Regions from separate parts of the Mus musculus genome. Here all the other regions are linked to region 1. Evidence: chromatin loops called from intact Hi-C (ENCODE). Cell type or tissue: heart. All regions are shown on one strand.

The links. Peaks named below come from ENCODE experiments on the same cell type or tissue, not always from the same donor. Only the 100,000 strongest peaks of a DNase experiment are listed, where the experiment ranks them.
Region 2: a loop joins it to region 1, with 4 times the contacts of the local background. A loop is called at or near these places in 6 of 42 quality-filtered maps.
Region 3: it touches region 1 in a loop (5-fold over the local background); 3 of 42 quality-filtered maps call a loop at or near these places.
Region 4: it touches region 1 in a loop (2.6-fold over the local background); 3 of 42 quality-filtered maps call a loop at or near these places.
Region 5: it touches region 1 in a loop (4-fold over the local background); 6 of 42 quality-filtered maps call a loop at or near these places.
Region 6: a loop joins it to region 1, with 2.1 times the contacts of the local background. A loop is called at or near these places in 4 of 42 quality-filtered maps.
Region 7: it touches region 1 in a loop (2.2-fold over the local background); 3 of 42 quality-filtered maps call a loop at or near these places.

What each region holds. Positions count from the first base shown.
Region 1 is chr6:92,939,311-92,943,310 of GRCm38, forward strand. It overlaps Adamts9 (a disintegrin-like and metallopeptidase (reprolysin type) with thrombospondin type 1 motif, 9), which reads right to left. Exons shown (of 40, transcript NM_175314.4): 1 at 3,731-4,000; 2 at 2,737-3,137. The coding sequence starts at 3,845. It overlaps 9530026P05Rik (RIKEN cDNA 9530026P05 gene), which reads left to right and starts at 1,272. Exons shown (of 3, transcript NR_015530.2): 1 at 1,272-1,499. In heart, CTCF peaks have their summits at 2,025 and 2,224; DNase peaks (open chromatin) are centred at 1,131, 1,651, 2,141 and 2,921; H3K4me3 peaks cover 3,606 bases; H3K27ac peaks cover 3,760 bases.
Region 2 is chr6:93,074,328-93,078,327 of GRCm38, forward strand. The region is part of intron 1 of 9530026P05Rik (RIKEN cDNA 9530026P05 gene); the gene reads left to right. Among named protein-coding and RNA genes, the nearest start is that of Gm38863, 120 kb to the right of the region's middle. In heart, no CTCF peak of the experiment used is centred here; a DNase peak (open chromatin) is centred at 1,724.
Region 3 is chr6:93,230,918-93,234,917 of GRCm38, forward strand. All of the region lies in intron 3 of Gm38863 (a long non-coding RNA gene), which reads left to right. Among named protein-coding and RNA genes, the nearest start is that of Gm38863, 39 kb to the left of the region's middle. In heart, no CTCF peak of the experiment used is centred here; a DNase peak (open chromatin) is centred at 1,914.
Region 4 is chr6:93,271,920-93,275,919 of GRCm38, forward strand. No RefSeq gene overlaps it. Among named protein-coding and RNA genes, the nearest start is that of Gm46968, 41 kb to the right of the region's middle. In heart, no CTCF peak of the experiment used is centred here; a DNase peak (open chromatin) is centred at 2,412; H3K27ac peaks cover 1,665 bases.
Region 5 is chr6:92,867,339-92,871,338 of GRCm38, forward strand. It overlaps Adamts9 (a disintegrin-like and metallopeptidase (reprolysin type) with thrombospondin type 1 motif, 9), which reads right to left. Exons shown (of 40, transcript NM_175314.4): 22 at 2,597-2,761. Gm15737 (predicted gene 15737) reads left to right here and starts at 2,019. Exons shown (of 2, transcript NR_169058.1): 1 at 2,019-2,156. In heart, no CTCF peak of the experiment used is centred here; DNase peaks (open chromatin) are centred at 1,983, 2,533 and 2,703; H3K4me3 peaks cover 848 bases; H3K27ac peaks cover 2,162 bases.
Region 6 is chr6:93,312,514-93,316,513 of GRCm38, forward strand. Gm46968 (a long non-coding RNA gene) reads right to left here and starts at 2,221. Exons shown (of 3, transcript XR_001785331.2): 1 at 1,969-2,221. In heart, no CTCF peak of the experiment used is centred here; a DNase peak (open chromatin) is centred at 2,358.
Region 7 is chr6:93,305,888-93,309,887 of GRCm38, forward strand. All of the region lies in intron 1 of Gm46968 (a long non-coding RNA gene), which reads right to left. Among named protein-coding and RNA genes, the nearest start is that of Gm46968, 6.8 kb to the right of the region's middle. In heart, no CTCF peak of the experiment used is centred here; no DNase peak of the experiment used is centred here.

The sequences.
Region 1 (4,000 bases):
ATATATATATATATATATATATATATATATATATATGTATGTATCACTGGAAATTAAGAGAGTTTAGAGAAAGTATAAAGCCAACTACTTGAAATACAGAATTTCAGAAGAGAGAACTAAGATGAAATTGGGCATAGGCTATGTGTGAGAGGATGTAATGTTAGGCTCTGATTATCAGCTGTGTGTTTGATATTGTTCACTAGGATATAAGGAGGTGTGGAAGCTACGTGAACAAAGGGTGGCAATGAGACTTTGAAGCCTGCTTATTGACCTGATACTGGTGTGTGGCAGGGGTTGAGAAAGAAAACATAAACTGGGAGAGAAGCAGGTAGATGGAGGTCTTTCTCATACCGTTGTCCTAAAGAAAGGAAGGAGAAGGAGAAGAAGGAGAACGAGAACAAGAACAAGAACAAGAACAAGAAGAACAAAAAACAAACAAACAAAAAACAAAAACCCAAAACAAAACTGAGGCACAGGCATTCCCTCAGCAGAGGCGAGCAATGTGTGAGATGGGATTCAGAAAACTGCAAATGGGAGGGGTGGGTTGGCGGTGTGGGTGTGGGGCATACAGAGTCGGATCACTCTGTTGAGGGCAGATTTCCTGGAGGCCTTCCTGGGCAAAGTGAGGAACATCATTATACAGAGAGGCTACAGAAATGATAAAGAGGAGTCTTGGGAGGAAATAATTCCAGGAGACAAAGAAGGCAGGAAGCTCTGAGCTAGATTAGTGGCTAAAGACATAAAAACCTGGTTCGCTTATTTAAAAAATATATATAGCCCCTTCCTTAGCGACCCCCCCCCCCTCAGAGACATGCTGCAAGTTACATGCCGTGTTATTGGGGATAGTATACTCCAGAGAGTCTTTTCAGGAGCCCCGGTTTTCCGTTCTCAAGAAGACCACGTGCACTGTGTTACCATGTAAAACCACCAATGGAAATTAAGGACCTACGCAGAAAAATATTTATACAACTGCTGGGGCTACTCAGATTCCACCGGTGTGTAGGCGGGGAAAGAGGAGGAGTAAAGACTGTTTACCAACGAAATACACAAGCAGCCGTATCTAAGATCCAGGACTTGGGGGTCCCTAACTTTAAATAGTGGGGTGCACTGATTGTTTGGGATCCGCCTCAAGACTTCAGCCTAGGTCTACCTAGGTGATACCTCTCAAAGACTGGAGCCATTCTTGTGTCCAGGCCCAGGTTTGAGGCCGCGATGACTCAACGCAGCATCCCCTCCCCTTGCTAAACCGCGGTCTCCGCCTACCCCCAATCAATCTCAAGGAAGCTCTTTGGGAGCCAGGATTCCCAGCACTTAGCTGGTGGGCAAAGGGGTTCAACCCCTTCCCCACACCCCACCTTCCCTCCTCCCAGTCTTCGGGATTGCGGAGCTCCTGCCGGGATCCAAGAGCAGGCTCTTGGAGGTCGAAGAAGGATATAACCTCCAGACCTGGAATTTAAGACGCAAGAACCAGCCAGCAAAAGTGGCAGCCGAGCATGCGAGTGAGTACCCAAGCCCCCATTTAGAAAGAGGAGGAGGAGGGTGTGTGTGTCAAGGGGAGAGGGTAAATGCGCCAGGGGCACAGACTTTTAATAGCCAATTGTGCGTAAGGCGCGGTGCAGTGAGCTGGGAGAGCCAGCCGCGGGAAAGTTTCTGCGTCATACGCGCGTGGTAGAAACGCACGTCGCTTGGGAAAGTGAAGGACCACCCTAGTTGGGTCCAGAATTGTACATGACTCTCGACTGTCGTAGGAGCTGGGGACCGATACCTTATTAGCCCCAATGGAGGGTAATGGAGGGTAATGAAGGGGTCAGGAAGAAGAGGTGGAGGTACCAACTTGGATCTCGTACTAAATGCCTACTTGACAGCACTGGGTGGTATCCGTCCTCCCAACCTTCTTAGAGAAACATGAGCTATACATTTCTATTCCTATATTTTGAAACAGCCACAGGTTCTAGAATAGGGTTCTTTTTAAGGCTACCTCTCCAGGCTCTCTCCCATTACTCTAGCGCCTCCAGTCACCACGCCAGCAGGGTGCAGAGTCGGACTGCAGTGCACCACCCCTCCCCCGCCGCCACCTTCCAACCCTAAACACCGCCTTAGAGACAGGCTCCGCCTTCACTCTCGGCTCTCAGAGTATTTGGCCCACCCTTCCTTTCCCCGGACAGGATCCGCTTCCCTGTCAATCTGGTTCAGTTTCAAAATTCCTTGCACGTGATAAAAGGCTCCGAGAGGAAAGAACGCGGGGACACTGTAGTATAGCCGCGTCCACAACATGAGATATCCCAGCACTCCAGTAGGGGTGTCCAGGGATTGTCAGTTTACAACCCTGACTCAGGACGCGCCAATGAGGAGTTGAGTCCGCCCTGCGCTCAGCTGCACAGCCCCAGAGCGGCCAAGTTTGCTACAAGAAACCACAACCCAGCAACTTTCTCTGAGTTTGTAAACCGACATGCAACCTACTCTGCAGAGTTGGGCTGCTTACAGCAAACCCAATCCATCCGATCTAAGACAGCTCCAAATGATACACGACCCTCTGGGGGACAGATGTGTACACTCTTCTCTTCTCGAGTGTAAGAGCACACACTATGCTGGTGGACCCCCAATTCCCGAGAACTAAGCCAGGGTTGATATTTAACGCCAGAGCATAGACTCGGTAGGTTCAGACTAGGGTGCAATTAAGTCTTAAAAAAGCAGACGAGGAGGCGGGGAGGAGGGAAGGGGCACGCGCCCACTTACCATTCCGGAGCACAGGCTGATGACCGCAGTGTGCTCGGACTTGGTATTGACATGGCCTTTGTAGAAACAGTGCCTAAGTTCCATTTCCTCCTCGGAATACAGCTTGGTCTGGTTTACCCCTGGCTCTCCAAGGAGGGTGACAGTGAACAGTGGAGCGATAAATCCGGTATGGGCGGTGAGATTAAATAGAAACTGCTGGCCGAAGGCTGAGAGGCGGTAGTGCTCCTGGGAAGAGGTAGAGGAAGACGAAGAGGAGGCGAAGGCAGGCCAGGGGTCAGAGGCAGAGTTAATGCTTCGCCGCCTTCTTTTGAAGTGCACGTTCGTGGGAAAGGGTTCCCCGAGGGGGTTCACTCGGATGGGAGACGCGATCTCATATTCGCTCAGACTCTCTAATAATTTCACTGCAGGGAGAAACAGAGGCAAGTGAGCTAATCAGTCATTTCCCCCGAAAGCTTTAATTTAAAAAGAAGATGGGGGGCTTTGTCCTAATTTATTTCGCAGCCACTTCGAGTCAATTCCTTCACGCTCCACCACTGGATAAATATTTGTTGAGCGCCTACTGTAATAGTAACAGCCGAGAACTAGGTGAGGGGCCGAGACTACAGCATTTGAAGTCAGACAATGAACAAATATAAAAACATAAAATAATTACAGATTCTGATAAATATCCTAAATAAAATAAAATGTGTGCTATCTGGTGATCCAAGCTATTAATTAGGACTGGTTTGGGTCAAGGGATAAGGAGGGTAAAAAAAGTCAGGTAAAAAGGACTGGGGGTGGGGGTGGCCCTAAAATTCTTGCAGTGCTTCCTTCCCTAATAGTTGACTAAGGATGACCCAGAGAAGGGAGAGGTTCCGAAAGGAGAGGTAATTCTTTCTAGGAAAAGGAGAGAGGCCTCTACTGCGGGGTGCCCGCCCCAGAGCGTGTTCAAGAAGGTGGCGATGGAGTGTGTGGGGGCGTGGGGGGGGGGCTTCAGGGTTCAGAGCCATGTTACCTTGCCTCGGGTGCAGCCTGTCCTTGCGCACGGCCGCCGCGGAGTCAGGGCTCCTCATCTCAACCAGGTCCGGCACCAGGAGCGTTAGCAGTGTGGCCCAGGATACTAACTGCATGGTGCTCCTCACCCCTCCCCCCGCTTCTCCCACCCCCTCCCTCCTGCCGGCTTTGGTGGCTGGCGGCGACGCGAGGCAGCAGCCTTGGAGAGCGCGCGGAACCCCGGCGCCCTGCCGCCAACTTTTTGACTTTAGGAGTCGCTGAGGTCCTGCAG
Region 2 (4,000 bases), 140 kb after region 1:
ACTGTAGGCAGAGGAAGGAATGACTGGGAAAGATAATGTGCTGAGAAGAGGAAAGGGGGTATGTGACATGAATCCTAGCATGGCTGTGACATTCACCCACCCCATCCCCCAAAAAGAAAGGCAATGTTGAAGCAAAATCTGAGGGAGGAAAGATATGTGACCACCCGGACAAGGCAATTCCCGGCACAGGGAATCTCAAAGGCAAAAACCCAAGTAGAGATTGACTTTGGTGTTTTAGGAACAGGGAGAATGCCAGAGCGTGACAGAGAATGCAAGGCAGGAGTAGAAAATGTGAGCAGTGACACACGGGGTAGCAGACCATCTCGGGTCTTATTGGCTCAGCAGGGTCTTCTGAGAAGGCAGCTCAAGTGATCTGCATCAGTGGAGTAGCAACCGAGGGCATGATGTGTGGTTAGAGCCTGGGTCTATTTGCAGGTAAAGCTATTAGCAATTGACTGTGAGTAAGATGTGTTGTTTAAAGAGTGGAGTCACAGAATGCTCTGCAGTTGGAATAAGAGGAGTCATTGAGTTCAGTAATTGAGACTGGAACACTGGGGAGTGGGCAGGCTTCGACAGGCACTTGGGAAGCAGGCCAGCCTGGGGCTTGGAAATGATGATTTGGGGACAATCTACTTACTAGGCATTCACATTTCTTTTGGATATACTCAGTTAGAAGCCAATCAACAAATGTAGCTGATACGTTGTTAGATATAGCTGGGGAAAAAAATAAAGATGGCTGCATTCTTAGAAGAACCAAAAAGAAAAAAAAAAAAACCTGAAAATTTCCATTTCAGAATGTTTTTTATGTCATTCTGGTACAGTTCCAGAACTGAACGCCCCATGCCAGGTGCGGCCTTATTAAAGTTTCAGAAGAAAAGACTATCTGTTCTGAGACACAATGCCTGGGCTTGTGGAACTAAAAATAGCTCAGTTCTCATTCCCCAGGGTACTCGAACTTCTAATTGCTGTCCACTGTGTGTCCATGTAGATATGAGAAGTTTTTAGGGCTCATCTGTCTGAGTTCTCTCTACTCACAGGTTTATTTTCATTTTTCTTAGTTCCTATTCTCTTCCTTTAGGATATAACTTTCTTTATTTCGTTCTTCTCTCTCAGTGATGCTGTTGTATCTGGCAGCCTTTATACAACATTATCCTTACGAATAAAAGGAACCTTTCCCAATTTAGTATCATCTGCAGATGTCATTAACGTGACATCCGTAACTTTATCTAGACATTGAAAAAAGGACATCGAATAATATGTGTATCATCTTACAATTCAAGCAAGGGAAAGGTCATTTTTTTAAGGCCAAAAAAAAAAAAAGAAAAAAAACCAAAACAAAACAATTCCTATTGTTTTATATGGTTTATCTGCTCAGCTGCAAAGGACCAAAGATAGGCTGGGTTTTTGACTGTTTTGTTTGTTTATGGTGATGCCAATTCATTTGTGTGTTAGAGGGGATGATACTCCCTTGTACCACATAATTTTGAAACAACAGGCAGGAAATGTAGATTTCATAACCTGAAATCTGCTATCTTCCACAAATGCCAATGAGCAACAGTAACGGGAGAAGAAAAATCCACCAATGTGTTTTGACACAGTCACCATGCCGGCTTCTTCTTCCTGAGCCAAGCTGGGGAATTCCGACTCCTCTGTGGCCATAAAGACACAGGATTGTCAAACCACCTGCTGTGCTTGTACAGGACACTGGCTTCATTGATCATCTGAACGCTTATCTCCATGTCAGGGATGGTGCAAGCATGCTATCTCGACTTGGCAGTCTTTATGGTGTAAACACTGTTATGAAGTCATGGGATGGGACTTAGGAATAAATCACCCAGCTCAGCAGCAGGCTGAAGACTGAGAAGGAATTCATGTTCTGCAGCTCTGTGAACCATGGAGCAGTCAATGCATGTTATCCTAGCTCTGCATGGGGCAGCTTGATTTTCCTCTTCTTGGTGCTGAGGGAAATGTCTTTGGTGGTTTGGGAAATGGCCATTGACTTTCTCACCTGGGTAATTTCCCATCTTAAGAAAGTTTTGACTTTCTTAATGTATGAGGTTTTTGTCTAGGTGGGAGGGGGAGGGAATCAGACATTACCTTGGGTTTACTCAATCCCTAGATGAAGAACTAACTACCTAGGTGTGTACATATTGTCCTAATAACCTGGGTGATTAATTCAGGGTGGTCCAAGTCAGTTTGAGATCAGCCTGGGCAACATCAACATAAAATCATTACCTAGTGTAAAGACACAAGAATTCTGCTGTGTAATAGTGTGGAGAGAGCAGTAAGCACTCAGGCAAGACTAGAACTGGCCCCGGGAAGAGATGACTAGGCCTGAGACCACGGTATGCAGCTCTGCTATATTCATCTGCTGTTTTCTCTGCTTATTTCACATAATGAGGAGAGATGCCCACCCACATCTCCCAAGGCCACATGTGGGGATTCCATTCACATGGAATGACTAAGTTAACACTGTTCTTTATCTAGGAAACAGTGGCCTGGCTCACTTCAGACACTCTTCCCTGTTCCAATTGGTTGTGAAATCCACATGCATAACTTCTGTTAGTCTTTTGCTATGGATTGGGTAAAGACTAGCAAATATTTCATTGTAGGCTGGCCACATAAACCAAGAAGTGTCATATACTCTAATTGGACGAGAAATCCAAGAACAAACATGTTCACTTAAGAGTGACAAGACACTAGAAGGGAGAATGCCAATTGTATTATTCCTATGCAGTTAGTCTCTCAACCATCTTTATCCCACACACATAACAAATTGTCCATGGGGGAAGCTTAGCAGATGGTTTGGACACCATCAGCAGGTTTATCATCAGTTTTCAATGCCTTGCAAACACCAGGCGTGGCTCTGGCTGCCACATGCATTTCTTTAACCACACTGTATCTCCCTGCAGTTGTGTCATACACTGAAGGAGAACATAGAGTTCTGAGTCCTCAATAGACACATGTCAAGTACTACCTTGGAAACTGGGAAGAAACAACTTTGGACTTGACTTTGGTTTTAGGACCTTATCGTGTGGGCAGGTAAGTACAAAATAATTCTATTCAGTTAGCTACAGGAATGCTTTCTAAGGATTTTCAGTAGCCAGATACTCTTCTGGGTACCTGGAGTTAGAAATGTTTTCTTGGAAGTATCTGAAAACTGAGATGTGCTAGCTCATGGGCTTGAAGAAGTGAGGTACCACTGGCCAGTGCAAGAGATTTGGTCTTTTTCAAATCTTTTCACTTCAATTCTCTCTGCATCTGTTTCACTTTTGTAAAACTTTAGCTAGGTAGTGGCTCCAGAGTTTATATTGTACAGCCTACAGCATGTGAAAAAGCAAACTTTCATGCCCCAACTATTTATTTTCTTACTTACTTACTGACTGACTGACTTATTTTTCACTTTACATCCCAATATCAGCCTCTGCCCACTCCCTCCTTCCATATCCTCCTCCTCCTTTGAGAAGGGGTTGTTCCCCTGTGTATCCCCCCACTGTCACATCAAGTCACTGTAGGACTAGGTACATCCTTGTTTATTGCTGAGGCCAGACAAGCTGGATCCACAGGCAGACAGCAAATTCAGGAACGGCTACCACTCCATTTGTTGAGTGTCCCCCATGAAGACCAAACTGCATCTCTAGGGGGACAGGAGTTATGTCCAGCCCATGCTCACTCTTTGGCTAGTGGTTCAGTCTCTGGGAGCCCCCAAGGTTCTAGGTTAGTTGACTCTACCCTAACGACTACTATTGTACATCCTATTGCACATCCATCAGAAGTCCACAGATACTGCTTAGTGTTAACTGGATCACCAGCCTATCACTGAGCCTGCAATGAAGTTCACATTGGCCAGGCCTCTATCACATGACCAATCATGGAGTTGGAATAGACATAGCTCTAAGATAACCACAGTAATGGAGTATGGAGAGGCAGCCTTCCCCAAAGAAATTCTAGATACTGACACCCAAATATGGAAGACTTGCTACTGGGAAGGCATTGGAGC
Region 3 (4,000 bases), 290 kb after region 1:
CTCCCCCTCCCTCTCCCTCTCTCTCTCTCTCCCTTTCTCCCTCTCCCTCTCCCTCTCCCTCTCTCCCCCTCCCTCTCCCTCTCCCTCTCCCTCTCCCTTTCTCCCTCTCTCCCTCTCCCCCTCCCTCTCCCTCTCTCCCCTCCCTCTCCCTCTCCCTCTCCCTCTCCCTCTCCCTCTCCCTCTCCCTCTCCCTCTCCCTCTCCCTCTCCCTCTCCCTCCCTCCCTCTCTCTCTCTCTCTCTCTCTCCCACACACACACATCTCTATTGTTGATTCTCCGCTATTCTTGTCTCTCTCTGCCTGCCTGTTCCCCTTCCTCTATATTCTTGTCTTAATTTGGATTTAAGTTTACCCGAAGGTATAATGTGAGCCTCATTAGAAGGTGGCCACCTTAGGACCTGTTACTACAGCTGGGAGACATAATAATGAGACCTTACTGTGCTCCAGTGTCTGCCAGTATGTACTATCCTCATTAGGAGAAGTGCACCGGAAAGTATCTGATGAGATGACCCGGGTTCCCAGTCCTTTGGAACCTTTCTTGGTAAGATTCTACACTTATCATACTTAGATATCTGCCAGCATAGTGTCTGTGTCCTAGCAAATGGGGCTCTGTAGGGAAGGGACTATGAGTACCCTCTTAAAAGCTGTCCACTTGGTCCAGTGCCCAGTGCCAGGCTTTAGATAAGGCCTACAAATGGGAAGGTAAACTGCAGGAAGGTTAAAGTAATGATGCTATAGCAATAACTTAAATGCCATCTGTGACAGTCAATAATGCCAATTTGACAGGATCTGGAATCAGAGGAGATCGACTTCTGGGCATGCCTATTAGGAAGCTTCTAGATTAGGTTAGAGTGTGGGGAGACCCAACCATATGAAAAGGGAACATGAGTGCGAAGCAGCATCCATTACTCTCTTCTTCCTGGCTGAGGATGCCTCAGGCTCCTGCCACGATACCTTCCACACCACGTGATCTTGCTGCATCCTCAAACTGTAAGCCAAAATAATGCCATCCTCCCTTTAAGCTGTTTCTCGGGTATCTTATCACACCAACTAGAAAAATAATGCACCATCCTCATGACGGTTACTTGTGGTTTGAAAGGAGATTCCTGTAAGGGCCACATTGAAACGTCATCAGTATTTCCACGGAAGGGACAGCCTACTTTGGAGTCAGGAGTGATGAGAAGAATTCATCTGTCCAGTATTTCTCAAGTGACATCTAGGCAGAGCTCTTGGCAGGAATACAGCCCCATTGCCACAATCAAGAGTGTCTAGTCTTGACCTCAAGAACAAGGACTGTGGGAAAGGTGAAAGGAACAGCAATCAGGGAGGGGCTTTCTGGGAATCTCCAGTTATTCCATCCCAAATGTGACCCGGGCAAAGAGCAGACACCAGCGCTTATAAAGTGAGGCTTTTAGGAGGCAATAAAAATATGAACCAAATGGTAATTCTGCTCAGTTTTTCTTTAATCTTAGACGTAAATGAGAGAGGGACATAGCGAAGGCCTGTCCTGTCTGTAGTGTGTGTACTACCTCTTGCCTGTTCACATTCCATTCCAGCGGTGAGGAAAAACAAAGGGGAATCCTGGAGACATTTGTCAATAGATTGTGTAGAAGATTTCCAAGCTATATGTGTTCCACCACCCCCTTTAGAGGTATTTGTTATAAATTAAACAGAATCAATGCACATGCACAATTCTGTCTTTGGGGAAAATGCCTGTAGCTAATTCTTTCCCAGAGTACTTATGGGATAAATGAGGCTCTGCCAAACGCTGCACTTGCCAAGCATCCTCTTGACATGCCAATCTTAACAGCCTGTGATTGGAGAAGCAACAGTGCTGGACACTGGGCCATTCCTGGTAGGAAGGAGGTAACCGCGGCCTGTGCTCACAGCCAACAGCGGCTGTTTGAATAGGCACTTCCTCTCTGAGGGGAGTTGGTTCGTAATTTTCCTTTTGCCGCTACTGGAAGTCCTTGAATGGCAATATCACAGCTTGTACCCATTCAGAACAGGAAAGTTTGAAATCTGCACACGATCTCAACACGAGCGGAAGACAAGTACAGTCCTGTATGTCAGCTTCTATATAAGAACCAGGAAAACATTTCTATGATGTAGCTCATGATGTAATCATTGTACTAGAGATTGGTCTTTAGCCAGGGAGCCTTTCCCTTGTTATTTTTGAGCTTCACTGACATTTTCAAGGCAAGGACCCCAAGGGAAAGCAAGACTTTAAGTCCCTGTAGAGACATGCTGTTTTAACTTCATTTAAACCCTAAGAAATGGCTTTGTAGAAAGTATGACAGCTTCCTGCAAGGAAGCCTGATGTAGGGGTGCAATCCTGACTGCTTGGGAGATCTTGGTCCCCTGTGAGGGACTGATCAATTTCACAGGAAGGCTCCTTTAGCAACTGAGAATAGACAGGCACAAATTCTGATAGGGTCTCAGATCATAGGCCCAAGTTCTCTTCAATTGATCCTCAGGACCAGTTCTGTTGTTGAATTTCCCTTAGCTTGGATTGTTCCTTCTGAACTTTTCATTAGCTTTTTTTTTTTTTTTAAATCTGTAAAAGTAAATGGCTAAAGGGGGAGTAGGGAGACAGCAGAATGTGAGCTCCTATTTTGTTTGTTATGATTAGGTCAAGTGCTCTCTAATTTCTGGATTCTTTCCCTCAGTCTAGGTGTTGGTTAAACAGATAAGGTTTGTAGGAATGTATTGAGCTGCAACTAATGTTTGCATGTCCCTAGGTAATCCAGTGGCAGTCTGGAGAAGCGTTCAGTGGCAACGGTCTCACTCTCACATAAACAAACGTTTTGAAGTATAAAGAGAATGAAAGCAATGACCAAAATAGAGCAGAGGATGGATATTGTAATGACAGAGAGCAAGATGAAAGAGTAGATCAGGAGGAAGAGAAAGAGCCTCAGAAATCTATATTTCACTGAGAAAGCAATTGTATGTATGTGTGTAATATTATGTCAATTAGTAAGAATGGATAATAATGATACTCATTAAGGGTAATAAGTAATTAAACTGATTAATTATTGTACAAAATGGGACACAGGAAGCTTTGTTCATTGTACCCAAGGGATCTACAAGCCTATAATATACCAGACATAAAGGTTCTCATATAGGTCAACCTGGGTACAGTGGGCAAATAAAGTATCATCCCTCCCACTACACCTCCCTACACACATACACCAACACACACAAACATACACCAACACACACACACACACATACACCAACACACATACACACACATACATCAACATACACACACATACACCAACACACACACATACACACACATACATCAATACACACACACATACACCAACACACACACACATACACCAACACACACATACACCAACATACACACATACACACTCCCACACACCTTCATACACACACATATATACCCACCCATACATACACACATACACTCACTCACGCATACATACACATGTACACACCCTCCCACACATACACACACACACACACACACACACACACACACACACACACACACGTCCTCCAAACTGCAGATTAGAAAACAAACTTTTATAAAAATCTATTTTTCTTTTTCACTAAGTAGTAAAGCTCATACCCGTAAGACATCACAGTTAATGATTCTTGAAAGCAAATCTGGAATTAAATTTGACAATTACAGACTAAATTAGACAATTACACTAAAACATTAGGGAAGTTGTGAAATGCTTTCTTTAAAGCTATAGGATTCAGTTCTCAGCAAAGGGAGCCAAACATTCCCTTATTAATTTAGTGTTTTGGAAAGGAGACAAATTGTTGGGTAGGTAAGACAAAAGACTGGAAATCTACAGGCATTTCAGTTTCCAGTCCAAGACAGCTGTTGGGTGATATCACCCAGTGTGCAAATAGCTGTGCATGGAGGGAATTAGCAGATGAAAAGGTAGAACACTTGATACGGGTGTGTAAACGTGCTTTCTCTGTCTCTTTGCATTCTCCTTATAGATCGGCACACCTAA
Region 4 (4,000 bases), 330 kb after region 1:
CATCAAACTGGCTGAATTCCCTGCCCCTGTAAAATGACCTTACAGAACTCTGGGGCAGTCTGGAGTTGCAGCTGTTAGCATTCGGCCAGGGAATAAAATGTTCCTTCCTGTTCTGTATATTTTCTTTACCAGATGAAAGAAAATAAATGGGTTCAAAGAAATGCACAGAAATCTGTAAAAAAAAAAAAAACCTTAAACGTGGCATCTCCACGACTTTGCAAAATAAAGACTGGAGATGTATTTATGTGCACTTTCACATGCTGATTGATATGGACCTGGGAGTCTATGGTACTGAGCTGATTTTCTGTATGCAAAATGAAGAATAACTGTTCTGTCTAAGGGACGCTCCTGTTGATTAAACTGTAGTGAGGACTAAGCTGATTAAAGGCACAGGGTAAAGCACTGCTGAGCCTCTCTCACTCTTGTCCCAGGTATCCTTCTATAGCACAGAAACGGAAACTTCAGCCAGAAGAGAGGAATTCAGTGACTCCATGCCAACAGAAACAGAGCTCTGCATTTGTTTCCTGAGCCTACTTGCACTTGGAAGGTTTCTTTCCTCACAAGAAACATGTGTTACAGGATATAAAAGTGGCTTTCCGTTTGGGGTTAGAACCCGAAACAGAAAGACAACAGAGAAAAATTTCAGCTCAGCCTTTCTAGATTGGAAATGATGCATGAATGTTGTTGTTTCTCCAAGACTTCAGCACAGGTATAACATGGTGCTAATTTAATCACCCGGTGAATCACCTTTTCTCTGTGAGATGTTAACACTGATGTAAGATGTTTCCATGTGAGGAACGGGAAAGACTTGAGACACAAAAAAGCTTCAAGGATTGGTAAATAGAATAATGTGGTCTGTACCCCACTAATTTTTCTTGCCATCCATGAGAGGCCCGATGGGCTGCAGCAATGCATCATTTAGATCGCCCCTTCAGCTGGTTCATGGAAAACTAACAAAAATTGATGTTGTTATCTGGGGTTTTCGTGTGTGATTTGTCTAACTCTTTACATTCATTATGGGTTTTGCCCTTCTTTAATAAAATGGCCTGATATTGCCTTCAGATGTTGCAGAAAACTTTTTGGCTGGCTGGAAAAAAATATTAGAAATAAATAAGTTCACTGGAAGGACATTCACACTGTCCATTTGAATGAGCGTCCTGTGGCAGGCAGGCTGAGGTGTGTAGGCTTTCTCTCCCCAAGCTGGACAGCACTAATGACTTTCTAAAAAGTACGTCCTAACTTGTATCCACAAAGGTTATATGCGAGGCTCCTCTTCCAAAGCCCGGGAATAAGGACAGGAGCGGGCAACTAGATCCCACCCCTTATCGGAATTTAGCCTCTAGCAGGAAGACAGACATCAAGTTAGAAATCAGCAAGGAGGTTTGAGGAGCATATGGAGAGAATTGGCCATGCTAACCTAGGCGTTTAGAAGCTCCCGTCCATGAAGAAGCAGAGACTGCTAAAAGAAGCTCAAGACACTCCCAAGCCAAGAAGAGGCACGCTCTATAGATCACCAGAAATGGCAGACAGAGAAAGGCAGTTTCACTCTGTTGTTCAGACTTCAGCCTCTGTGCATGTGGCCTTGGTTTCTAGGCCTGCTCTCTGCACATTTAAAACTGTCTTCATTTCCCCTGTGATGCTTTTGGGAAAACAATATAAAAATTAGAACTACTCTTCGTTGACATGGTGTGCCAAATCCACCAGACCTTTACGCAACCTTAACTTCTGTCCGTACTTGAAGACAAAGGGTTCGGATCACTTACTCGGGTGATCAGTGAGCTAACATTGGATTCAGAACAAGATAGGAGATGCTCAAATGGCAGATTCCCAGTGCTTCACGAAGGTTTCTCCCATCACGATCTAGAAAATATTTCGTCACGATGACCAGTAGAGGGATATTTCAATTAAAAACACGGCCCAAAAGTAGTGAAACAATTATGAATTAATTAATAATTGGCCCAGGCCCTTCCAGCTGTTTTAAGTTGGACTCTCAGAGGATATTGAGCTGGGAACTTGAATTTTAACAAGCAATCCAAGTGCATCCCATGTATGAGACTTTCTAAACTTCAGCTAACTTCCAGGCACTGGTGAGAAAAAATGGAGCGGACAGAAACGAAGCCTGCTGCTCATGCAGTCTCAGCGTCTCAGCCACACTCTCAGGCTGTTCATCTCGCCTTCGGATGAAACACTACATGGCAAAGTGCTCATGATTTCCAAACTGCAGATCATTTAGCCTCCCACTCAGGCAAACGCTCTAGGCAGGGCTCAGGAGAGTTGCTGGCTCAAGCTTCAGCCAAGCTGTGAAAAGTGAGGCTTTTCCAGAGGAAGTAAGATAAGGCAGAACTTAGAAAAACAAACATCCTGAGGCCGGTGTGCCAAGGGCCACTGGCAAAATCTATAGTCCAACGCTAAGTGAGTTAAACAAACACATTACCGGGCCATCCAGGAAACTTGAAGCAGATGCTGGAAGTAGGGTGTGTGTTTTCAACCTGGGGAGAAATATCCTGAGGAGTGATGGTACAGAACGAGGCACAGAGCGTGCAGAGTCATGACAAAGTGAATCGCCAGCAGGCAGTGTACCTGTGGTGGGCAGGCAGTGTTCCAGTCCTGTGGTTCAAAGCCAATTTAGGCCAGGAAGGCGAATTGTATCCTACTATTGGAGCTGTTAGGGTCTGGGCCAAGGCAGCCCTAACAAGCTAGGCTCAGGCTAACACTTGGAAGCTTTGGAATGCTAAATTGGTGGGGTACTGCCTGCCCACCCATTACTTCATGTGAAATAACTGTTCTGATTCAAAATAGGGATGAGAGCAGTCATACCAATGTCTGGTAATAAATAAATAAATAAATAAAATGATGTATTGGCGCTCTACACAACTTTACCTGGTGAAATAGTGTCCAGTAGTGTGCTTAGCAATTCCTCAGCACGGAAGACACAGTGGCCCAGCAGTTTGCTGGTTTTTGAATAATAACAGCATAGATTCCCGTTCACTATTTTGGTTTCCAGAAGACGCTAAGACTGAGCATGGTGGCACATACCTATAATTCAGCAATTGGACGTAGGAACATCATGAATTCCAGGCCAACCTGGCCTACGGAGTGAGATCTTATCTCACTAGGGAAATACCGAGGGAGGTCGAAATGAATGGATGGATGGATGGATGCGTACTTTAGGCCTTTCCCCCTGGGAGCTCAGTTTTTGGTAATATTCTAGCATTGCTGGACCTGGCTTTACAGCAGTTGGGGCAGGTATCTCCCAGTCGTCCGTGCGGGCTCGCGTGAGAGTCGGAGGCATTCTCTGACATGGTCTCCCCTGGAGCTCTCTCTTTCTCCCACTCATTCCCTTTCACATGATGACATTTAATTAGCCATCTTTTTTTGCTTGCTTTTAATTAAGGAAACACTGTTTGCACTCTTCTTAGAATCATTCACTGAATGCCATCTAGACTCTTGACATTTATTTAGGAAATAGCATTTTTTGTAGAGTTTTTATAGCATGAATATTAGATGATGAGGATAATTCAAAACCCTCCACAGAAACAGGCTCCTACTCCCCTTCTGCATTTTTTAGAACAGTAAGGTCAGCCTTGAAATCTCAGCTGCACTTTGGATTTATAGTAGCAGCAACAATTTGGAAAATTTTGGTGTATTTTAAGCTAGCCACCCAAACTTTGGCTATGTCTTGCGAAATGTTATAGAGCTTCTCAACAAAAATAGCTGCAGGGGAGGGACTGGGGATGTAGCTCCATGTAGAACACTAGTTTAGCATAGGCCAGGTCCTGGATTTGATTCCTAGTGCCACCAAAAATAACTGTCCTTAGGAAGCAATTGCCTTTACTACCAGTGCTTTTTAAACATTATAGTTATCAAGGAATACCCAATTATTCTCTTAAGTAAGAAATTAAGATCTAGTTGCGGGTTCATGAAGGGTATTCTCTATGGGCTTGCGAATGGGAGAAGAAAAATGAGGGGAAAGGAGGTGGATAAAGGAAGGCAAAAGGCA
Region 5 (4,000 bases), 72 kb before region 1:
GACAGAGTTCCATGTAGCTCAGGCTGCCCTCACACTGTCTATGTCATCAGGGTTGACTCTGAACTTGTGATCCTCCTGCCTCCATCTCCTGATTACTGAAGTGATAGGGATATGCCAGCATTCCTAGTGTATGTGCCATGGCCAGTCCTAGGAATGAACTCAGGACTTGGCCCATGCTAGAAGAGCACTCTGCCTACAGAGCCACAGAGAGGCCCCATTCTAAGCTTTTTAAATGGACAGGAAGTTTGACTAGACATTTCTTCAAAGAAAACATTCAAATGGTGACAAACACATGGCCAATTGGTTGACATCTTTTTCTATTAGGGAAATAGGAGCAGAAACCATAGTGAGACAATACTTTACCCTCAGTAGGAGGGCTACAATTTCAAACGGAAAATAGTTACTGTTGACAATGATAGGAAAGAAATTGTATATTGCTTATATATTGCTAGAAGGATGGAACATGGGACAGCCTCCAGGGAAAGCCACTTGGAAGTTAAAAATCTAAACACAGAGTTACTATAGGAGCCAGCAATTATATCCCTGGGTAACAGATTCCAAATAAGTGTCATTGAGCACTAAGATAAATGATTGTTCATTTACGCCAAGAAAATTCATAGTTGTCAAAGTGTGGGGAGAACCCAAATATCTACTTTAGGCACTCATCCACACAGTGGGGTAGGATTCAGAAGTTGACAGCAAGCAGTATCAGACATGCTCCTCTGCAGATGAGTGAAGCTTTGTGTAGCGTGAATGAAGCCAGCCACAGAGGATGTGTGTTACACGCAACTGCCCATGCTTATGAAAAGTCCAGCTTATGCAAATCCACAGACCCCAAATACAAACTGGGAGGTTGCCAGAGGCTAACAAAGAGGGGGATGGCAAATAATTGCTGAATGCATATAGGGTTTCTTTTGGGGTGCTGGAAATGGTTTGAAAGTAGATGGAGGTCATAAAACATGAATACAGTGAATAATACCTATTTGTTTAAGATAGTCAATTTTATGTCCTGTGTTTCTATTCAATCAAAAATACAGGCAGAATACAATTCCAATGCAAAGCTTAAAAATGTTTTTGGTTTTTTGGGGTTTTTTTTTTCTGTGCTCTGTCAGCAGTATGTTTGATTTTTTTTCCTCTTTGCTAACACATATTTTGTAAATTCTTTCTAATACCTTAGATATGAGTGTTTGCCTAAGGTGCATGATCAGTTAGAGAAAGGCCAGATTCCTTGTAAGAGAGATGGGCAAGAGATGGATGAGAAATTGGTCTGAGTTGTAGTAGATATGCAGTCACTTCCTGAGAGTGAGCCCAAGGTATGTGAACAGCCTCTCATTACTCAGGCAATGCTATAGCTATTTGGACCAATAAGAAACACTGTTTGAAAGGATAAAGGGACTTTCTTTCTTTAGACATGATTTGCCACTGGACTGGAGTATCTCTGGAGCAGAAGATTCTAGCAGAAAAGTGTCAGTATGGGGGTCTGAAAATGGCTCAGTGGGTAAAGGTGCTTGCTTCCAAAATAAAGACTCAACTTGAGTCCTTAGGACCCAGATGGTGGAGGGAGGAACCAGCTCTGTAAGCTGTCTTTTAGCCTCCACATGTACCCGACAGACAGCTCTCTAGCTCTCTCTCTCTCTCTCTCTCTCTCTCTCTCTCTCTCCTCTCTAACACTCCCCCCATACACTAAGTGTTAAAAAAATGTAAGACAAATTTTAAAGACAGTATCAGTAAGGATGAGGAAGGCCGAGACATAGTTACAAAGCTGCCTGTGTATTGCATGCAAGTTTAGAAATGGAGACAGAGGCTAAGGAACAGGAGTGGCCATGGCTGGTCAGGGTGGGGGGGGGGGGGTGGGGGGGGCAGAGGGAGTCATTCTTCAACAGATTGCATAAGTGACAGCAGACAGCTGTTCCACTTCTACTGGGAACTCGGAGTGCTGCTTAAATAGTACACAGCACTCTCCTGCTTCTATATTAGGAAAGACTAGATTCCAAGAGCAAACTGGGCCCAGGGGACGTGCACTCTCTCTTTTTGAAATGGTAGATGTGGAACCCATTACACACAAGAAGACTAGGAAAAGATTCTCAACCCGATGATTAGGATGCTGGACCCCTTTGATCTGACTACATTTGAAGAATCTCACTTATTTATGAGAGGTGAGTCTTGGATTCCTCCCGAAATATCCCTCCCAAAGCACAGCCCAGACATTCTGGTCCAATTCCACTGGCAGGCAGAATCACATACCCACAGAGGCTCACCCCGGGGAGAATTACATCTGCCAGATGCCACGTCTGTTGTGAATTTGTTTAAATACTTGTGTGCAGTTTAAAACAGGGTGAAAACCTGCACATGGAGTTGTAACTGGAGTAATCAGCTCCAGCAGGGCAAGGTAACTCTGGAAGGGATGCAGGACAGCAAGCCACTGAGTCCCATGTGCTGGATCTGGAGCTGCTCAAGCACAGTGCAGGCCAAGTCACAACATCACGGGCGGCAGCGGCGGCGGTGGCAGCTGCAGCAGTAAAACCCCACCACTGGAATGCCCCTCTCCAGATAAGGGGGGAAAGAATGCAGTTAAGAATCTTATCATTCAAAATACCTGTCCCCAGGGACCCGCCTGCCAAGCTGCACACTCTGGCTGCTGACACGTCTGCATGGGCTCCGGCTTGGCCTCAGGGTCACACATTCTATCGCTTAATCGATCTTCGCCAAACTGACACCAGACCTGGCGGTGCTTATGCCCTTTCCCACAGGTGACCAAGCACTGGAATGAAAAGCAGAGGCCATCAGGGTTGCTTGTGATCAATGTGCTGGAGCCCGTGGGGGCTGTTCTCGAATGAGAGCAGGTGGCCTCTTCCCACCTCTGGCCCCTCCCCACTACTGAACAGCAATGAGCAAACACCCACTGCTCTCCGCTTCCTTTCATCCTGTTCTCGTTCTCCTTTCCCTCTTTCTTTTTATCCTGGCACAGCCTCCTGAAGCCCAGGCTGGCCTCCAGTTCCCCATGAGGTTGAGGGTCACTGAAGATTCTGATCCTCTCGCCTCTACTTCCCACCTCCTGTCATTGTAGTGGTGCCCACTAAGTCTGGGCTACACGCTGTTGGGGTTCCAACCTAGGGCTTTGTGCGTGTGAGGTAAATGCTCCTCCAACTGAGCCACATCCTCAACCCCCTTTCTGGGTTCTTACTCGTTTTCATTATGAAATTCTCATGAGTATTTATCACTATGCTTCTCATCCATATTTGCTCCCACTAGCTGCTCCTGCCCCATTCCTTCCACTCTTTCCCCCATCTCCTTCTTTTCTTTTTCCAGAATCTTTTTTCTTATTCCCTTTGTATTATGGCCAGATTCAAACACAGAAAAGCAGAGTACCATGCTCTGAGAAACAAACAGAAGTCAGGATTTTCCATTACAGAGGTTCAGTGTGAAGAATTAAAAGTCCGACCAACTTGACACCTCTATAACCAAGTCACAGTGTCTCTGTGCCTCAATATTCACATCTATAAAATGGGGGTAACAATAATTCTGACTCAGAGAAACTAAAGTGTCTAGCACGTACAGTATTCATGTATGACATTCTCAAAAAGAAAAGTATGTCAAATATAATTATCATTATTATTTGGGCTCACTTTGGAAAAATTAAAAAATGCCTAAAAAGTACAAAAGACAAAGTAAAATAATTGAATGTTTTCTTCAATTCTTTACTCTTTCCATTCCAGTCTTTTTATCCAAGGTTACTAAGTGTTAACGAAGTGTTGGAACAGTTAGGCTGTATGTTCAGTATTTATTCAAACACACGTTTAGTCAGGGTTTGCTATAAAAGTTTCCTCTCCTTTACTTTTTATTTTTTTAGAAGAGGGTCTCATGAGTCTCAGGCTAAGCCTTAAGTTCACTATAGTACACACAGCCAAGGGTGGTCTTGAATTCCTGATCTCCCAAGAGTAGGAATAAAGATATATACCACCACACCTGGCTTCATGAACAACTGGACACTAAAGTATTA
Region 6 (4,000 bases), 370 kb after region 1:
TCCATTCCTCTGTTGAAGGACATCTGGGTTCTTACCAGCTTCTGGCTATTATATATAAGGCTGCTATGAACATAGTGGAGCATGTGTCCTTGTTATATGTTGGAGAATCTTTTGGTTATATGCCCAGCAGTGGTATAGCTGTGTCCTCAGATAGTACTATGTCCAATTTTCTGAGAAACTCCCAGACTGATTTCCAGAGTGGTGTACCAGCTTGCAATCCCACCAACAATGGAGGAGTGTTCCTCTTTTTTCACATCCTCACCAGCATTTGTTGTCACCTGAGTTTTTGGTCTTAGCCATTCTGACTGGTGTGAGCTGGAATCTCAGGGTTGTTTTGATTTGCATTTCTCTAATGACTAAGGATGCTGAACATTTCTTCAAGTACTTCTCAGCCCTTCAAGTTTCTTCAGTTGTGAATTCTCTGTTTAGCTCTGTTCCCCATTTTTTATTAGGGTTTGACTCTGGAGTCTAACTTCTTCAGTTCTTTGTACATATTGAATATTGTACATCTATTGGATGTAGGATTGGTAAAGATCTTTTCCCAATGAAAGCAGTGCTAAGAGGAAAACTCATAGCTCTGAGTGCCTCCAAAAAGAAACTGGAAAGAGCATACACTAGCAGCTTGACAGCATACCTGCTCTAGAGCAAAAGAAACAAATATACCCAAGAGGAGTAAACAGCAGGAAATAATCTAACTCAGGTCTGAAATCAACCTAGTAGAAACAAAAAGAACTGTACAAAGAATCAACCAAACCAGGAGCTGGTTCTTTGAGAAAATCAACAAAATAGATAAACCCTTAGCCAGACTAACCAGAGGGCACAGAGACAGTATCCAAATTAACAAAATTAGTAATGAAAAGACAGATATAACAACAGAAACTGAGGAAATTCAAAAAATCACCAAATTCCACTACAAAAGCCTATACTCAACATAACTGGAAAATCTGGATAAAATGGACAGTTTTCTAGACAGACACCAAATACCAAAGTTAAATCAGGATCAGATAAGCCATCCGAACAGTCCCATAACCCCTAATATTTGCCTTTATGAGAGTGACCTTGCTCATGGTGTCTATTTACAGCAATGGAAACCCCAACTAAGACAAGCATGCATTGTGCCTTGTTTGTTTGGTCAACATCATATTCTTACCACACACACACACACAAAGTTCACTGAATTTGCTTCTTGTAACTTCATTCTATCACACTTTTACTGCAGTTGAAAGAAAAGCAGGTAACAATACAAGTTAGAAAATAAGAGTGCGATGCAAAGAGAGATGTAGATAGCTTTGTTTAGGATCACATTTGTAGACAAACCATGCTAAATGGGAGAAAAGCCTGGTTTACTGGTTCCCTCATGGAAATCACAGAACAATGAACATGTATTGTGCCAACAGATAATATCCAAGTACTTAGCAAAAGACTAAGAGCTAAGATCAAAACCAATTGATTTCAAACTGCCATCCTGCTGAGTTTAGCCTTGACTCGTAGCTTAAAATAGGAAAGAGCAGGCACGTTGACAATCTAGAGGAGAGCGTACTATCCATCCATAGACTCTCTGCAGCTTGGTGTGCATTGTAAACTAGATGATAACCTCACACGCTTTCTGCACAGTATTCGTCCGGCTCCTGTCAGTAGGTTAACAGCAACAGAAGCATCCCTGAGAAAGGTATGGATGCTCAATGTGCACCTGTTTGTTTCTAAATCCTGCCACAAACCTCGTAGGAAGGAATCTTATCATATCCTGCTGAAGCTAGAGTAGACAGAGAAATACGTCCCAATCATGTTTCATAAGTGGGAGAACCAGAGCTCTAGCAAACACTCAGCCTTCAACTTTTGGCTTTCAAGTGGAAAGGAAAAAAAAAAAAACCCATATTCTGAAGTTTAAAAATACTACATCCTTATTTATCCAAGCCTACTGACTCTTTGAAGGTCATGATAATCTCAATAAATCAAGAGTGAAACTACCTTTCTCTCACCAGCATCTTTTGTTTGTCTTGATTCCGGCTGTTCTGCAAAGCAGTATAGATAGCGAGGCAATTGTCTTTCTCCAAAAGCAATCTTCACCTCCACCTCTCCAAGTATAGGGGATCCCACATAATTGACCCTCTAGAACTTTCAGTAAATTAATCACTCTGAATTCTGAAGCTCAGCAAAAAGGCACTTGGTCTGACCCAAGAAAAACAGCTATCTTTGGCAGCAAGAGAATGCTTTCCCTCCCTGACAGACACGCCTCTAAGAAGAGCGACACGGAAACAGCAGGGCTGTTATTAACTCTGAGGTCAGCTAACACTGGTGGCATGGAGACCTGAGGAAAAAGGACATGCCTTCCTTAGAAGATGTTTCCTAGCCTCCTGCTTATTGTTTTACTGAGCCCATTGTGTTTGCAAGGACACTTTTATGTACCTAAGGAACTCTGGCTCTTTCGTAGCTCCTAAGGAATGTTCATTGTGACACACACATAACCTTGATTAGCCAAGCACTGGATTCCGGCATCATTTACTGGATGGGGGCCTTCTTTTTGCAGCCATGGGGATTGAACTCACAGCTTTGTGCAGGCTAAGCAAACACCACATTACTGAGCTATATCCTTAACAGGGGTTTCCTTCTAAATATGTTTGATCAGACCATTTTATGCTAAGGGTATATATACACTTTGTGGTTCTAAAGGCAGTAGGCTACAAAGGTTCTAGCCATTCGTTGTGATTTGTTGCATCTTAATTAATTAAGTGTGTGTGTTTTTCCGCAGCTGCATGTGTACATGTGTATACATACATGTAGAGGTTAAAGGTCATCTTCTGAAGTCATTCTTCATGTAGCTTTTCTTTTTGAGACAGTCTCTCATTGGCTGGAACTCACCAAGTAGGCTTGACCAGCAGGCCAGTGTGCTCCAGGCATCCTCTTCTTTGTCACCTCCTTTCTGGGATTAAGATTTAACCTGACTTTATAGATGGTTCTGAAGGCTGAGTTTAGGTTGTACTAGAAAGACAAGTACTTGACCAGTTGAGCCGTCTTCGCAGCTGGATCTTTAAACCATAACAATGCTTAGTTTAAAATTATGTACATGCAACAAAATCTAAAATAAATTTAGATATAGTTAAGGCTGGCGAAATGACTTAGCAGGTAAGAGTGCTATTTACTGAGTCTGACTGGCTGAGTGGAAAGAGAGGACCTGAGCTGTACTCTGACCTCCACATATGCACATGGAAGGTGGATGCTACCCTCCCCTGCCTCGATTACATTTGCCCACTCATGTGCTCATGTATGGCAATATTTTTTATAAAATTCTATACATGTATTGGAGCATTTATTAAATGGCAGCCTCTACTCTAAAGGTCATATGTCTTATTACCATTATTATTCCCACAGGTTTATTCATATGAAGCTATTATTATCAGTTTACTGATTTAGAACATGGTTATATAACTTTCTGAAAATAGTTGCACATTTTATTTTCAGACTAGCTCCTGTACAGCCCAGACTAGTCTCAAACTCATCTTGTAGCCAAGGATGGCTCCTAACAATGCTTCTTCTGTTTCTCTCTCCTGGGCACTGGGGTTACGGGCATGCGCCACATGCACCAGGCTTAGTGGGTCGATTTTTAAAGGAAAGGTGATGGAGATCAGAATGTTAGTTATCGGTAAAATGTCTGAAAATGCCAAGTCACTATTGCTCATCTGCAGCAGCTTCCCTGGAGTTAGGAGTAAGCAAAGCCTGTGTTTTCCAATCCAAACATGTTAAACTGCAAGGCTCAAGTTCCCAAACAACCATAAAGTCAAAATATTGCTCTGGTGACAGCTACAGCCAACATCTTACCCATGCCAAACCCAAGACAAAATGGGTTAGTACATTTGATGTGCTCAGCCATAGCCACCATCTCAGATTGCTTTTGGCTCTACATTCCTGAGGGTAATATAGTATGGAGAGTATTTTCTAGGTGAAAATTGCTGAATGTTGTTTCAGACCCATCCAAAATACATCAGCACCGGGAATAAATTTT
Region 7 (4,000 bases), 370 kb after region 1:
CATGGACACAGAGAGTTATAAATAAATATGAATAAATACTCATATAAATGAACAAAAGCTGTGGGCTGTTAGGTTAAAAAGCCTCCTCACTTAAAATCCCAAGAAAAGCGTGAATGATCGTAACATGGTCACAAGTCTTAAAACACCAGCAGTCACCCTACTGCCTGAAAAAGGAAAAAGCCACTGTGGCACCTCAGCTACCTGCGGCTACCAATTCATGTCCTAAGCCTGAGACACAGCTTGAGGTCTTCTTGTGACTTCTTATGTCCTGAATCAGTTCTTTTATGGCTCAGAGCTTAAGTTCTTGCTCTTGTGTCCCAAGTATTCCCCTGTCTCTCTATTTTAGTAGTTACTAACACCTGGATGTGCCTTCAAAAAAGGTAACAGCAGCCTGCCACTATGGAGAAGACGAAAGTAAATAACCCATTGAGCCCAAATCTAATCATCCCTCCACAAAACTCAGAGAATATGAAAGCACTCCCCATTCTGTTCCCTGGGCATTATGGGAACAGGTGAGACTTTGATTGCTTCAGCAGCCCATATGTTTGAAGGTCAAACAGCACCTGGGTAGTCCTTTGAAATAAAGTAATTGAGCCGATTTCAAGGCAGTCTTGCTGAAAGACTTTCTGGATCCCCCTGGTAAGGTAAGCCCCGGTTTGGAAAGCTCTGGATCCCCCCAACTTCACCTTTACAAAACAGTGATGAATATTTGATGATATTTTTAAAAAATTATAACATGTAGCAAACTAAGAAAAAAGGATTGCTTTGAAACTGCTATGAAAAGGATCTTTGGCTCCAGGTGTTCACAGTGGTAAAGAAATCAGGCAGAGAAAAAAAAAATTAAAAAATCATTCGCAGCTCCTATGCATGTATGGGAGTCGGGGAGGTGATAGGTTAGCAATGTGAGACTAGTTCCTAGCTGACCTTACACTTTTGTCCTCTTGTGAGCTGGTTTGCATGAAAACTCTACTCATAGGAAAACACAGAATCAGCTCACTCAGAGGTTAATTTTGTTTAAACGGAAAGACAAACCTCACCGGTTTGGTTTCTATCACATACCACCACATACCCTAGTTGGTTGGCTTGGTATGAGCTGAACCCTGCTGGCTTTTAATCTGATTGCCAGTGTGAGCTTTGGGATGGTAAAATACCATCCGCTCTACTTTGAGCTTTCTGTTTCTCAGACATAGCATTCATACTTCTCTGTGTTATTTGCCAGCATACAAGTGCTGCCCCAAGGGACCTGTAAGTATCTTGTTCTCCACTTGATTGTCAACTCCAAGAGGACCCATGCTTGAATGCTCCAGGGTTTGTATGCTCAGAGCGTAGCACAGTATGACCAGGTGTCCCTAATTACTGAATAAATGAGTGAGTGGCAGCAGTAAAGAATGACAAGACTGAAACTAATTTTCTGAAGTAGGTGCATTAGAAATTTTTAATGGGTAAATTACATAAATATTTTCGCCTTATACTTTTAAAATGCATACTCTTGTCCACAAGTTGCATTGGTTCCAACTCAACCTTTCTGATTATGTGAATTTATGCAAAGTAGAATAATTAGGGATAATAACCATGGAATCTTAATAAAGATGAAAATCAGGGATCATGTTTATAAAGGACACATGTGCCTGGCTCTGTGCTAGGCTTAGCCCATGAATCACCTGAAAAATCATCTCAACTAGTCTAATACTGGGAACTGACTACAAGGACTCAGATATTAGTTTCCCCTCATAGTATCTGCATACTGGTGGGTTCATTCATCCAGCATATATATGTCTATGTGCTGCCTAGCAGCAGATGCTGAAGAAATGACAAGACACCATAGAAGTATCTAATCTGATATGGTTTGGATATATAATCAATTTAAGTGGAGGAGTAATTGATTTGGGCTCATGGTTTCAGAGGGTTTAGTCCCTTGTGGGGTTTATAATAGAAGCTAACTGCGCAGATCTGCTCATGTCACAGCAGCCAGGAAGCAGAGGAAAGATACACAGGTAGCATATGGGAAGGTATACCCCCATGTACAGTCCCTTAAGTTGCCTACTTTCTCCAATTAGAACTAACCTATATTTCACCACCTCCTAATAACACCATCATGTTATGAATTCATCAGTCAGCCCACACATCAAGTCAAAGACCTAATAGAAACACACACACACATACACCTACACTCATGTACACTTTGCTAATCTCCTATGTGACTCTCAATCCACTCATAATAAGAATAATAAAGCATAAGAGGAGAAAGTGGGGAAAAGCCTGGAAGATATGGGCACAGGGGAAAAAATTCCTGAGCAGAACAGCAATGGCTTGTGATGTAAGATCGAGAATCGACAAATGGAACCTCATAAAATTGCAAAGCTTCTGTAAGGCAAAGGACACTGTCAATAAGACAAAAAGGCCACCAACAGATTGGGGAAAGATCTTTATCAATCCTAAATCCGACAGGAAACTAATATCCAATATATACAAAGAACTCAAGAAGCTGAACTCCAGAAAACCAAATAACCCTATTAAAAATGGGGTACAGAGCTAAAGAAAGAATTCTCAACTGAGGAATACCAAATGGCTGAGAAGCATCTGAAAAAAATGCTCAACATCCTTAATCATCATGGAAATGCAAATCAAAACAACCCTGAGAGTCCACCTCACACCAGTCAGAATGGCTGAAATCAAAAATTCAGGTGACAACAAGTGCTGGTGAGGATGTGGAGAAAGAGGAACACTCCTTCATTGCTGGTGGGACTGCAAGCTGGTACAACCACTCTGGAAGGCAGTTTGGCACCTCAGAAAATTGGACATAGTACTACCGGAAGATCCAGCAATACCACTCCTGGGCTTATATCCAGAAGATGTTCCAACTGCTAATAAAGACACATGCTCCACTATGTTCATAGCAGCCTTATTTATAATAGCCAGAAGCTGGAAAGAACCCAGATGTCCCTCAACAGAGGAATGGATATAGAAAATGTGGTACATTTACACAATGGAGTACTACTCAGCTATTAAAAACAATGAATTTATGAAATTCTTAGGCAGACAGATGGAACTAAAAAATATCATCCTGAGTGAGGTAACCCAATCACAAAAGAACACATATGATATACACTCACTGATAAGTGGATATTAGCCCAGAAGCTCAGAATACCCAAGATACAATTTTCAAAACACATGAAACTCAAAAAGAAGGAAGACCAAAGTGTGTATACATCGTTCCTTCTTAGAATAGGGAACAAAATACCCATGGAAGGAGTTACAGAGGCAAAGTTCAGAGCTGAGACAGAAGGAAGGACCATTTAGAGACTGCCCCACCTGGGGATCCATCCCCAACAAACCCAGATACTATTGCATATGCCAACAGAATTTTGCTGACAGGACCCTGATATAAAATTTTTCATTTCAAAAAATACTGCTGGGTGATACTGATGGAATCCACAGCTACTCTTTTAAGAACCACTGTGTAAAGTAATTGAAGAATTATAAGGATGAGGGTGATATGACCAGTTTCTATTATCATAGAAGATAGTGCCTTGCAGAGTGAAGAGAAAACTGTGGGGAGGTGAGCATGGATGCAGTAGACAGTCAGAGGTGACCTTCATTCTTCAGGAAAGATCAGATGGTGACTGGGACTATGGTGATAGCAATAAAGGTAGGGATGAATTCCAGAGAGACTTAGAGGATCAATTCTATAAGAGCTGGTCATGAATATGGGGTTAAGGGGATGGGAGTTACCTGGCTTCTTCTTAAGCAAGTAAAGAAATTAATGTTGCTATTCACCAAGAGAACCTGAAAGAGGGTCAGACCTGAAGGAGCTCACACTTGGATCATCTCAGCATCAGGTACATGAAAAGCATTCAAAAGATGGTATAAGGGTAATTGCTCTGTGGCCAGGAATTAGGAGGCAAGATCAAGGCAAGATAAAAGTCAAGTAAGATTATAAGTGATAGGAAGCCATAGAAGATAGTTGAGATCACCAGGGAGACAGCTTAGAATAAGAGGA